2 separate regions of the Homo sapiens genome follow, and region 1 is linked to region 2. A link is a loop called in an ENCODE intact Hi-C map of the cell type or tissue named here. Cell type or tissue: mammary epithelial cell. All regions are shown on one strand. Each heading gives the region's core, and the rest is flanking DNA. Links, peaks and the distances in the headings are about the cores only.

Region 1 (6,322 bases), core at 887-5,886, 440 kb before region 2:
AGGGCACAGCTAAAGAAGTGGTGGATAGGTTACCTTCTATCCAGTGAAAATCTTAGCTAGGCTTTATTCTCACCTCTAATACCAGCCAGTGTTCTCATATAGAGGCCAAGGAATACCCTATAATATCATTCACACCTTCTAGAAACAGAGATCCAGTGTTAGAACAAGATTCAGAACTGGGTATAGGTTAACTAGAAGGTAAGTCAGTTCACTAAAGCCAAGTTAAAAATATGCTGAGACAAGCAACAGGTCAACAGTTGCTTGTCAAGAGTTTTAATTTGAAAACCAAGGCACAGATATGGAATGCTCAAAGATATTCCTTTCAGGAACCCTTCTGAAGACCGAAAGATATTCTGGCAGAACATCATTCCCTGCATAGTGACAGCCAGTCATACTTAGGGCCTGGCATTTTTTCTTTTTTTTTTTGTTTGAGATGGAGTCTCGCTCTGTCACCCAGGCTGGAGTGTAGTGGCGCGATCTTGGCTCACCACAACCTCCGCTTCCCTGTCTCAAGCGATTCTCCTGCCTCAGCGTCCTGAGTAACTGGGATTACAGGCATGTGCCACCACGCCTAGCTAATTTTTGTACTTTTAGTAGAGACGGGGTTTCACCATGTTGGCCAGGCTGTTCTTGAACTCCCAACCTCAGGTGATCTGCCTGCCTCAGCCTCCCAAAGTGCTGAGATTACAGGTGTGAGCCACCATGCCCGGCCCTGGCATTTTTCCTAAATGTGCTGGTCACATATTCTAGTTATCTCACTGAAAAGGAGTGGCCTGCAGCATACCTGTCTGTAGCAATTCTCAGCTGAGATGAGGGTGACAGCAAGCCTGCTCATATGAAATCCTGAAGAGGTCTATTTACTCTCACAAAAGGCTAAAAGGAATGAACTGACAAGGCTCTCGGATAGCATCTATGCTGCTTTCCTCAGGCCAAGCAAACAATTGCTCCCAGAGAGCAAATGGACAAAATCAGAGGTAAATCATCATCCATACTGTATTACCTGCATCATTAGCTTCCATCCTTTTGGTCACACGACCTATGGAAATAAAATAGAGGAGCTTTTTTTTTTTTTCCTAACAGCACACTGAATTATAAAGGGTCTGTTATAAAGGGTCTCTTTATAATAGTAAATAATAAAACAAATGATCGCATTTTATTATTCTCCCAATTTCACATGTGTTGGAAGCATAGGGCCTTTATTTTGCGGGGAAGTCAGTGAAGAGAGCAAGAGCATAGTGAGTTCAAATGATTATTCTCAGGGACTTTGTAAGATATTTTATCAAATAATATTGCAATGTTATTACCTGTGCCAGTGACCATTTCAGCACTATATACATATTTTAAGTGAAGGTGAGGGGTGAGGTTGGGGAAGTAGTGATATACCTAAATAAACTCACAGGCCGGAGACCACAAAACACAAAGTAAAAAAATCTCTGTAGCATACTACCATTATTAACATTCAGCCTTGCAACACATGGAACAGATGCTTCCTCGAGTTCATGGGGGATTCAAAAACCTCTAGTTTTCTGCTGTTAGTTTCCCTGTGAGCCTTTTTAACTAACAAAACTACAACATATATAATATATATTCTCACCAGCAGTTCCTTTTCTTACAGATTTATCTGTTTTATTGATTTGTTGCATTTGAATTATCTTTCAATACCACGAAAATTACTCTTTTCTCAAAATTTTCCTTTTTCTCTCTCCTCATTATTCATAAGCCTCCCCCTGCAGCCTGCTTCCAAAAATTAAATTTTACAATGACAGGTGTTGCAAGACTGCCTTTCTTTTCATAATATGAGAGACTTATCTTAATATATTATGAGAAGCACTCTCATATTATATATATTTTATATATATACAGAGAGAGAGCAGTACTCATGAGAGTATTGTCTCTCTTCTCTTTCTCTCTTATATGTATGGGCACTGGTTATATATATTATATATTATATATATAAATGTATATTATATATAATATATATTTATATATAAAATAATATAAAATAATTTTTATATAAATATATAAAATATATAATATATATAATTATATATTATATTATATATAATATATATTATATATAATATAATATATATATAATATATAATTATATATTATATATGTTATATTATATATATAAAATATAATATATATAAAATATATATATAATATATATAATATATATAAAATATATATAATACATATATAAAATATATATATTATATATATATTATATATATAATATATATAATATATATTATATATAATTATATATAATATATATAATATATATTATATATAATTATATATAATATATATATAATATATATATAATATATATAAAATATATATAATATATATAAAATATATATAAATAAAATATATAACCAGTACACACACACACACACACACACACACACACACACACACACACATATATATATGTATTGGTACACACATATATATGTACTGGTTTTATATATATATATATGTACTGGTTATAATCAGTAAAATTCATTTATTAAAGATTCTTTCATATACACACACACACACACATAGAGAGAGAGAGAGAGAGAGAGAGACCGCACGCTCACTTCTGAAACAGTGCAAGGGGGAAGAGGGAAGGGAGGGCAACAAAGGAGAACCTTTCTGAGCAAACATTCCTACTCATTCTGTTGTCCTGTCATGAAATGCACATCAAACACAATTAGGCTAGGTTAGACAAGCAACCTCCAAGGAAGATATGAACTCTTCTGGAATGTGTACTAATGATTCATTGTCTATATCATTGACCTGGCATAGGGTTGTAAGGCAATATACTGTCTTTTAGAAAGTAATTATGTGGCAGTTTTAAATAATCTTTAGTAAACTCAAAAGGTTGAATGTGCTGCTCTGATCCAAATACCATGGCAAGATAAAAAAAAAAAATATGCCAATATGCTTCAAATTATCCAGATAAAGTGCTGACACATATCCTTTTAAAACATCTCTGGACTTGCCCCACCACTAAGACATGATGGGTTGAACTTGAGTCAGCATTGGAAAAGTATGGCCAGTTTCCTCCTTTATGAGTCTGGGTGAGGTGGTGCATGCTCGTGGGAAGGAAGAGGAAAACAGGGGTGAGGAAAAAAAAAAACTACTGGTTATAGTCAGTAAAATTCATTTATTTAAGATTAATTATTTCTACTCACTCTTAGACAACTGAACCAGCATCCCTCTAGAGAAGAGTAGCTAGGAAACTGCTTCTGGTTTTAGTAACTTTTAAATAATTGGAAATTTATGGAGGACTATGTGGAAGACTAAGGGACAGAATGTAATCCTCAAGTCTAAAAACATAATCCATTTACTACAGCAATGGTAATTGAATTCAAAGTATATTTATGATTTTTTTCCTGTAGTTAATGTGGTAAGTAGTATAAAAATAGATAAATTAGATTTTTCCCGTCATAGGTATAATTCCCCAATATAGGTATAATTCAAGTAGTATCAGGTAAATGTCTTAAGTGAAATGCAATAAACTGTTAAGCAATTTCAAGAAATGAGTCATTCCATAAAATTAGGAAATCAAAAAAGTTCTCCCAGAGTAAATGAGATTGACATATAAATGGATACAATTTGTATAAGGTCAGGGGATCAATGTGAGAAGTATCTCTGGCACATTGCTTGAAAGCAAAGGATATGCGAGATGGTAAATAGCTCAGTTTCACCATAGGCCAAGAAAAACGGAGTAGGAGAAAAACAAATGGAGGTGAATCAGGAAGGTGGGTAAAACTAACGTTAATGGAGGCTTTGGGATGTGAAAAAATAAGGTGCAATTAATTTTATGAAAAATATGAGAGTATTAAAGGAGTTCAAAGGTGAAGACTTAGAGTATTGCAGAGGTTTTAAAGAATATTTTTGGAGAAAAATACAACACAATTTGCAAGATCAAATGTAAGTATTTAGGTGAGTCAAAGATGATTGAAATTTATAATCTAAATGATAGAGAAACTTCGTAAGATGACTTATAGAGCTGTAAGAACAGTTTGGCTTAGTAGGGAATAAGATGACGTGTTTATTTGGGATGCTTTTATGAAAAAGAGGAAATAAATCAATGATGTAAGCTTCAATATTAAGAAACTAAAAAATAAAGAACAATTTAAACTGAAATATGTAAAGAGATGAAACAATAAAAAGAACAGAAATAATTTCTTAATGAAAAAATCTAGAAAAACTCATAAAAACTAAGACTGATTCTTCAAAAAAGATTAATAAAATTGATAAACTATCAGCATGGCAGATGAATGAAGGGAGAAAGCTGTAAAGAGAAAGAGAGAAAGAATAACTTACCAATATCAGGACTGAAAATGGACATACCACTACAGATCTTACAGACACTAAAATGTCAACATACAGGAGGGGCATCAAAATGGCTGCTTAGAGGCATTTGGTACTGGCCTCCTCCACAAAGCAAGAATAGCAAGTAATCATGCTTCAAATAGATCATCTGAAAGAGAACACACTAATTAAACAGAGAAAGAACAGGAAACACCTAAACCAAGGAAGAAGGGGGAAGTGAGGCAGCCAGCTCAAGTAAGATTGGCTAGGAGGCTAGAAGGACTCTCTAGTGTGGAGAAAGGATAAGGGAAAGACCTCAGTCCACATTCCCACCTCAGACTCCTGCTATGCTAGCACAAGAGACCTCAACCCTTGCAGGCCCTGAAACGAACATAGGGAGCTGCCTAGTGGCAGTGCAATGCCATTGATCCAAAGGAGGAGCTCATGCTGGTGCCAAACATCCCGAGTGCTAAGCAGCTACAGTGCCATTTTGAGAGCCCAGCCCCTACCAGACTACATCCTGCCCTGGGAAACAACAGCTCCTTTGTCTCCACAGGAGAAATTTTGACATTCTTTGTCCACGGCCACTGCCATGGCTGGCTGCTGCTGCCAGGGCCAAAGTGAGAGCTATTGGCAGCAATCCCACTGCCCCCACCAGTGGAGAAGCCACCATGCATTTTTACATGCCTCAGGAACCCTCACCTGCAGCTGCTGCCACCGCCAGGGTTAAAGCACAAGCCCCTGGTGGTGACCCCACTGCCTCTGGCAGCAGAACCGCTGTGCATTTATTGGCACCTTAAGGACAGGTTATCCCACCTGCCACCACCTAGAGTCGAAGCACATGCTCCCAAGCTGCCTGCCTGTGGCTGTTGCCACTGGCAACAGCTGTGCCTTTTCCAGTAGCAGGGCTGCAGTGCAGCTCCTGCTACTCCCACCCAAGCATTCTGCTGGGGTTCTAAAACCCCATCTGTGCTTACCACAGCCAGCACCTGCACACACCACCAGAGGGCCTAAGGACAGGTCCACCAGACCCATCTGTGCCACTTCCAGTGCCAAGCTTGCTATCTGAACGCTTGGGGATTACAAATCCCCATCCGTAACTGTTGCCATATGAGAATTCTCCCGGGTACCTGAGTTGAGGACCACACAACTAGCCCTTACCACCACACCTGGCACCTGCCTGCATGCACCACCTACAGGCCTAGGGACTACCCTGTCCACCCTATCAAAGCCAATGCCAAAACCAGTGCAGAGACTTCTTGGGAGCCAGAGGGTCATCCTGCCATTGCTATCATCATTAGTCATTTCATGCCCACTTGCCAGGGATCTAAGGACCCACCCATCTGTCCAGCCCATCTCTGCCACTACTGGCATGTGAGCAAACTGCCTAGAGGTGCAAAATTGGCCTACCTAAACCTGCTAAGACTAGTGCAAGTGTATGCCACCATGGGGCCCAAGACAGGCATGCTTGGCCCATTGCTGCACTACTAGGACCTAAGGACTGGCCCACTTGACATTTCCATCCACAGGGAAACTTCATCACAGCCACCAATAACAACTGCACCCCAACTCACTGAGGAAATCACAGACACCATTGATGCTGTTTACAGCTGAAAAAATCATATAGAGACTACACTACTGTACACATCCAGAAACAAAGCCAAAATACCCCACCCAACGAACACCATAGATACAACTTCAAGAAAATTCCTTACAGAAGCAAATTCAAAAAAACTAAAGAAGTGACTGGTACACCATATGAGAATCTATCAATGTAAGGATATAAGAAACATTAAAAAGCAAAGAAATACGACACTTCCAAAGGAACACAGTAATTCTCCAGCAACAGAGTCAAATGAAAATAAATTTATGAAATTTCGGAAAAATAATTCAAAATATGATAATGAAGATCCTCAGTGAATGTATTAGTCTGCTTTCACACTGCTGTAAAGAACTTCCCGAAACCGGGTAATTTACAAAGGAAAAAGGTTTAATCGACTCACAGTTC
Region 2 (6,322 bases), core at 394-5,393:
AAAGCTATATAATTAAAAAGGTAAGAGAGAGGGCTATACTTAAAAGCAACAAAGCATGAGTAACTTAATACCAACAAAATGACATTAATTTTGCTCTTGAAAAAAATACTTGGGCAGCTCTTAGTGGAAATAGCTTATTTCTGTTCCAATCCATGTCACCTGAGGAAATGGACTCATCTAAAATTTTCCTCACTTACAACTCTGGTGGTTGATCCTGTCAGCTGAGATCATAGGTGGGACTGTTGGCCAGAATGTCTGCAGGTGACCTCTCTGGAACCTGGACTTCCTTAAAACATGTGGCTATTTCCAAGAGTAAGCATTCTGAGAGAAAGTCCAAAAGAAGCTGAATCACCTCCTGCCTACCATGCAGACATCATACAATGTTGTTTTTGTCTCTTTTTATTCACTGAGGCAGACAGAAAGTCATATCCAATTTCAAGGGAAGAAAACTGACTCCACATCCGGAAGCAGAAGCAACAAGATTCTGGATGCACACACAGGATTGGAAACACTTTTGTGACAATTTTTAGAAAATTCGATGTGCCATATGGGACAAATAAGTGAGTCCCTCTATTAATGTAATTAGAAACTGACATTTTTGGCATGAAAGAAAGAAGATTCACAAGTAAGGGTAATAAAATTAAAGAAAAACACCATATTCCTGAGTTCTAAAATATGTTTCTATTTTCCACAAAACTATAAAAATCCCATAACATAGGAGAAAATCTAGGTGGCCTTGGGTTTGGCAATGACATTTCAGATACAATACCAAGAGCAAGAACTATCAAAGAAATAATAAGCTGGACTTCATTAAAATTAAAAACTTCTGTTCAGCAAAAGACACCGTCATAGAATGAAAACGTAAGCCACGGGTTGGGAGAAAATATTTGTAAAAAGCAAAGATATATCTAATAAAGGACTATTATTCAAAATATATAAAGAACTCTTAAACCTCAACAGTAAGAAAACAAACAACTTGATTAAAAAATGTGCCAAAGGCCTTAGCAGACTCCTCATCAAAGAAGATATACAGAAAACAAAGAAGCATATGAAAAGATGCTCCATGTCATAGGTCATCTGGGAAATGCAGATTAAAACAACAATGATATACCAATACACAACTACTAGAATGGTAAACATCCAGAAACAACACCACCACATGCCAGCAAGAATGTGGAACAACAGAAACTCATTCATTGCTGGTAGGAATGCAAAACGGTACAGCCACTTTGGAGGACAGCTTAGCAGTTTCTTACAAAACTAAATAGATTCTTACCATAGAATCTAGCAATCAAGCTCCTTGGTACTTAACAAAAGGAGTGGAAAACATGTCCACACAAAAACCTGCACATGAGTGTTTATAGCAGTTTGATTTATAATTGTCAAAACTTGGAAGCAACCAAGATGTCTTCAGTAGGTGAATAAACTGTAATATATCCAGAAGGTAAAATATTATGCAATACTAAAATGAAAAGAGCTATCAAGCCATGAAAAGATATACAGGAAACTTAAATGCGTATTACTAAGTGAAAAAAAGCCAATCTGAAAAGACTACATACTGTAGGATTCCAACCTCAGGACATTCTGAAAAGTCAAAACTAAAGAGCCAATTAAAAGACTGGTGGTTGCCAGGGTTTGAGTGGGAAGATGGATACACAGGCAGAACACAGAGAATTTTTAGGGCAATGAAACTACGCTGTATAATACTATAATGGTGGATAATGTCATCATACATTTGTCCAAACCTATAGACTATATGCCAAAAGTGAACCCTAATGTAAACTATGGACTTTGGGTGATAATGATGTGTCAAGGTAGGTTCATAGATTGTAACAAATGCACTACTCCGGTGGAGAATGTTGGTAACAAGAGAGGCTGTGCACGTGTTGGGGAAGGAGGTACATGGGAAATCTCTGTATCTTCTGCTCAATATTACTGTGAACTGCTCTAAAATGAGCAATCTAGTAACAATGAGCATGTCAAGCTATCAGATCTGTGTCTCTAATTACATTTCCTCATAAAAGGAACTAGGGCTTCTTAGAGAAATGGCTGTTTTTAGGAATGTTTAAGATGAGCCTTCATACCAGAAAGCAAGAAAGCAGTGACTATTAGGATTGTGTCCAAAGGGCTCAGAATCCAAAATGAAGAGGATACCCTGGCCATTGTTGAGACAATTTAAGCACAAATAAGAAAAATATTTGCAAGTATTAAAATATATCACATATTTAAGAATTCATGCATTCATCATATCAAATTTTAAACCTCATTGGAAGAAACTGGTATGTGGTCTCATTTGAAAACTAGCAAATAAGAGAAAAGAATCAAGGAGTTTTCCTTTCTTTACTGTATAAACTATATAATCTCAGGGTAATTAGATAGTTGATGATGGAAAACTTCATTATAGAATGAACTATTGCAGCTAGTAAGTAAAAGGAAAAATTGAATTAGAATAGCATCACTTTGTAAACTAATTCAAAAATGGGTCTGGGCATTGATCATCAGAGGCTGTTAATATCTCAAAAAGAGAAACAACCAGAAATATTTTGCCTAATGATGGGTGTGCCCAATAACATTTACAAAACAATCTTTCCAAAGTGATCCAATTTAAATTCTACCAAGCTTTTAGCTCTAACTATCAATTTACAGGAAATAAAGAGAACAGAGGAACACATGAAATGATGTAACAGAAATTCAATTATTCCTAACCCTTTGGAAAACTGCAAACAAATGACTCACTCTCTTTTTTGCAAGAAAAAGAGATGGAGACGTAGGCTATAGATTTTAAAAGATGTGAGAAACACATTAACCGATCTCAATAAATATACCTTCTTTGAATTCTGATTTGAGCCAACAAATTATAAATATATGGGACAATCTGGGAAGTGCGAACATTGACAGGATATTTGATTATACAAAAGAAGTAAGTTAAACTTTTGGTGTCCTAATGGTATTACAAGTTTTCAATGAATTATCCTCTTTTAACTACACATACATCCACACTAAGATATTTTTCAGATGAAGTCATAGCTAGGACTTCTATCCAAATAGCCCAAAGGAAGGGTTAGTGAAAGTGGGGTTGGCTATATATAAAACAAGTCTAACAATGAATCAGACATTGTCGATGCTGAGCAATGGTTACATCATCCTGTAGATTCATTATTTTATTTTTTTCACTTCCACATATATGTTAAAGATATTCCAAAATAAAAAGTCTAAAACAAGTACGTAAGTAAATAATTATACCCTCATCCCACTGCCAGATATTCTGATGTAATTGTTCTGTTAATATCCCGCTTTTGTTCTTTTTTAAGATTGCTAAGGAATTCTAATGAGTAGCAGTAAATGAGAATAATCTCATTGAGCTATACACATAGACAGATATACTCATACCTCATCATAGCATGGGAAGAAACCAGGTAGCCTGTTATCTAGGTGACTGATTGATTTTAGAAGCCACAAATCATAACAGAAATGAGTACAGCTTGCATGTTTATGAGTACAGTACATACACAAATATAAATACGGTAAACATTCCTGCTTAATGGGAAGACTTGCCAAGTGCAATGAACTGTTGTCTGTGGGGTTGCACTTTTGTGCTTGGCTGAGCTGGTTGGAGTACAATGAAATACAGGGGAAATAAGGCTCAGTCATTCAATGACAAGGTGACTGAGGCATTTTCCTGGAGAAAGCATGCAGCAAGCCTGTATCTGGGCCATTTTGGTTATAAATAATTCAACTAAAGAAATCTTCCTCACCTTTCATGGTAACAGTAATTGGTAATATCATATGTGATATTTTAAAGTCCATCTTGATTAAATGCCCGTATATATGAAATTGAGTAACATTTGAGATTTGAAACCACATCATATATCATACCCATGGAAAAAATAAACACATCCTGTTTTTCTTACTGTGCAATTGTAATACATATTAATACTGCTCTCCCTACTAACTGAAACAAATAAAACCCTGAACCTCAACAAACTGCCTTTTCTTAACACTATTATTCAAAATCACTCCAGCAGGTTATAGCACAAGAGCAATTTTTCCAAAAAAAGGCCTAAAATATAATACAGAGAAGACAGTCCTCAAAATATAGACTACCATTATACGTCAGAGTCCTCAGTAAACTAGCTATAAGTTTTTTTCCCCTAAGAAATTATTTCCCTAAATTGTTCTGCTTACAGTATATCTCAGGGAAATAAAATCTTTAAAGTATTTATCAACTATTGCTGACGCATGTTTCAGAGATTGGTTGAGTACTTACCTTTTCTTTAAGGAGAAAATTCCAGAAGGCACAATTTTAATCAAAATCTCACAAGGCGGCACATACCCAGTCAGGATCCAAATGATGGAGTCAGAACATTAATAAAGCTTGGGAACAGTTTCTTTTTAGGAGCTGGAGGTGGTCATTTCATCTCAAAAGGCAGACGGTATTCTGGTCTGACATCCAGCTCAACTAGCACTCATCATTCTCAACCTCAGTGGCCCTAGTTAATAAAAGTATTGATGTGTCCCTGCCTAACCTACAATATTCAAAGCTTCACTTGAAGACTTGAATAGGCTCTTAATTTTTCTCCAAGAACTTCTACAGGGCCCTTTCTTGAAATCTATGTTTTCATAACAAAAGTGAAAATGTGCTGTCAGCAATTTTGTTTTTGAGGGTTCTATACATGAGAGTGCACGTTAAGTAGTGCCAAGGGCCCAGACCTTGTATGTGATAGGCTACATGACTGCCTGTAGACGTTTTATTCTCTTGAACCCCAGCATCTGCATTTGCAAAATAGGATTCAGATTCTCTCTCTTCTAGGAACAGCTAAACATTAAGAAGAGATGTTGTGCACTGTTCCATTTGTAACGAGTGCTCAATCAACGTTTATTCTCCCAATTCACCCACCCCAATTAGAAGAACTCTGCCTAGAACAAATAATTACAACCCTTGTTATTAAATGCCTTGCTAATCTATCTAGCATTCCTCAAAGTGTATTTCAGCAACTTTATTTTCTTGGATTACAATTAGATGTCCACAGAGCCACTGAGGAGGGTAAAAGTAGTGTCTATGGACAAGTTAGCTGAGAAATACCTGTTTTTATGAAGGCTTAGAGTTTTTTAATTGCTAATTTAAATTGTGATCCTTTGGTGGGGTGTAGGTTCAGTGCAAAGCATGCTACCTTTCCCAACATTCTATGCAACAGGAACTGGTATGGTTTGGATCTGTGTCCCCACCAAATCTCATGTCAAATCATAATTCCCTACTGTTGGAGGCGGGGCCTGGTGGGAGGTGATTGGATCATGGGGGTGGAGTTCTCATGAACGGTTTAGCACCACTGCCTTCTTGGTACTATATAGTGATAAAGTTCTCGCGAGATCTGGTTGTTTAAAAATGTGTTAGTACTTCCGCCACCCCCAGTCCTGCACCTGCCATGTAATATGCCTGATCCTGCTTTGCCTTCTGTCATGAGTAAAACTCCCTGAGGCCTCCCCAGAAGCAGATGCTGCCATGCTTCCTGTACACCTTGTGGAACCATGAGCCAATTAAACCTCTTTTCTTTATAAATTAACCAGTCTCGGGTATTTCTTTATAGCAGTGTAAGAATGAACTAATACAGAAACCTTCTTGTCAGTAACTCCTATTAATAACCCAAGGAACTAACAATGTTTTTTGGAAAACAATGTGGCAAGACCAAATGAGTCCTGAGAACTATGGGAAATTATTGTTGTCTCAAAAGATAAGAATGCTTTTTTGGTATTGTTTCTATGCATGGGATTACTCATAAGCACCACGGGAATGAAATACCTTCAGCAACTCACTGCAGAGCTATTGGGTAATTTTATTTTGTTTAGCCTTTGGATGACAAAAAGCAAGTTGTTCACTCTTGTGAACAATACAGTGAATAATTACAGTACTTGCTACTGACAAATGAGCATGATTTCTAAAGGTACAGTGGTCACTTTAGTCAGAAATATAATTATCTAGACAAAAGCGATTTGATGTTTTTATACTTTTAATAGTTTAAAAGCAAGTTTGGGAGAGCTCAAGGTCATGGTAATTCTAATTGTGTATGTGCTGGTTCAGATACATATAAGCAACCATTCTGAAAAGGCAATTTGGTTTAACAAATATCTGCTGCATACTTGCTATATAAAAGGTACTAGTTAGTAAACTAATAATGGTAATAGAAGATATGCATTACTTTGGACGAAAAATTATAATGAATCTATATTGTGAACTTATGTATGTTGCAAAAGGTTATGCTGGCTTTTCAGGTAATCATTCACTCTGAGCTTCTGCCACCTCTGGGATTTCCACAAGCTGCAACAT

Evidence for each region. Hi-C counts contacts between places; a loop is a spot of excess contacts. Peaks named below come from ENCODE experiments on the same cell type or tissue, not always from the same donor. Only the 100,000 strongest peaks of a DNase experiment are listed, where the experiment ranks them.
Region 1: a loop joins it to region 2, with 5 times the contacts of the local background. A loop is called at or near these places in 2 of 110 quality-filtered maps.

What each region holds. Positions count from the first base shown.
Region 1 is chr2:34,546,526-34,552,847 of GRCh38, reverse strand. No RefSeq gene overlaps it. Among named protein-coding and RNA genes, the nearest start is that of LINC01320, 130 kb to the left of the region's middle. In mammary epithelial cell, for the core only: no CTCF peak of the experiment used is centred there; a DNase peak (open chromatin) is centred at 3,017; H3K27ac peaks cover 1,039 bases.
Region 2 is chr2:34,101,972-34,108,293 of GRCh38, reverse strand. All of the region lies in intron 4 of LINC01317 (long intergenic non-protein coding RNA 1317), which reads right to left. Among named protein-coding and RNA genes, the nearest start is that of LINC01318, 38 kb to the right of the region's middle. In mammary epithelial cell, for the core only: no CTCF peak of the experiment used is centred there; DNase peaks (open chromatin) are centred at 3,063 and 3,413; H3K27ac peaks cover 2,125 bases.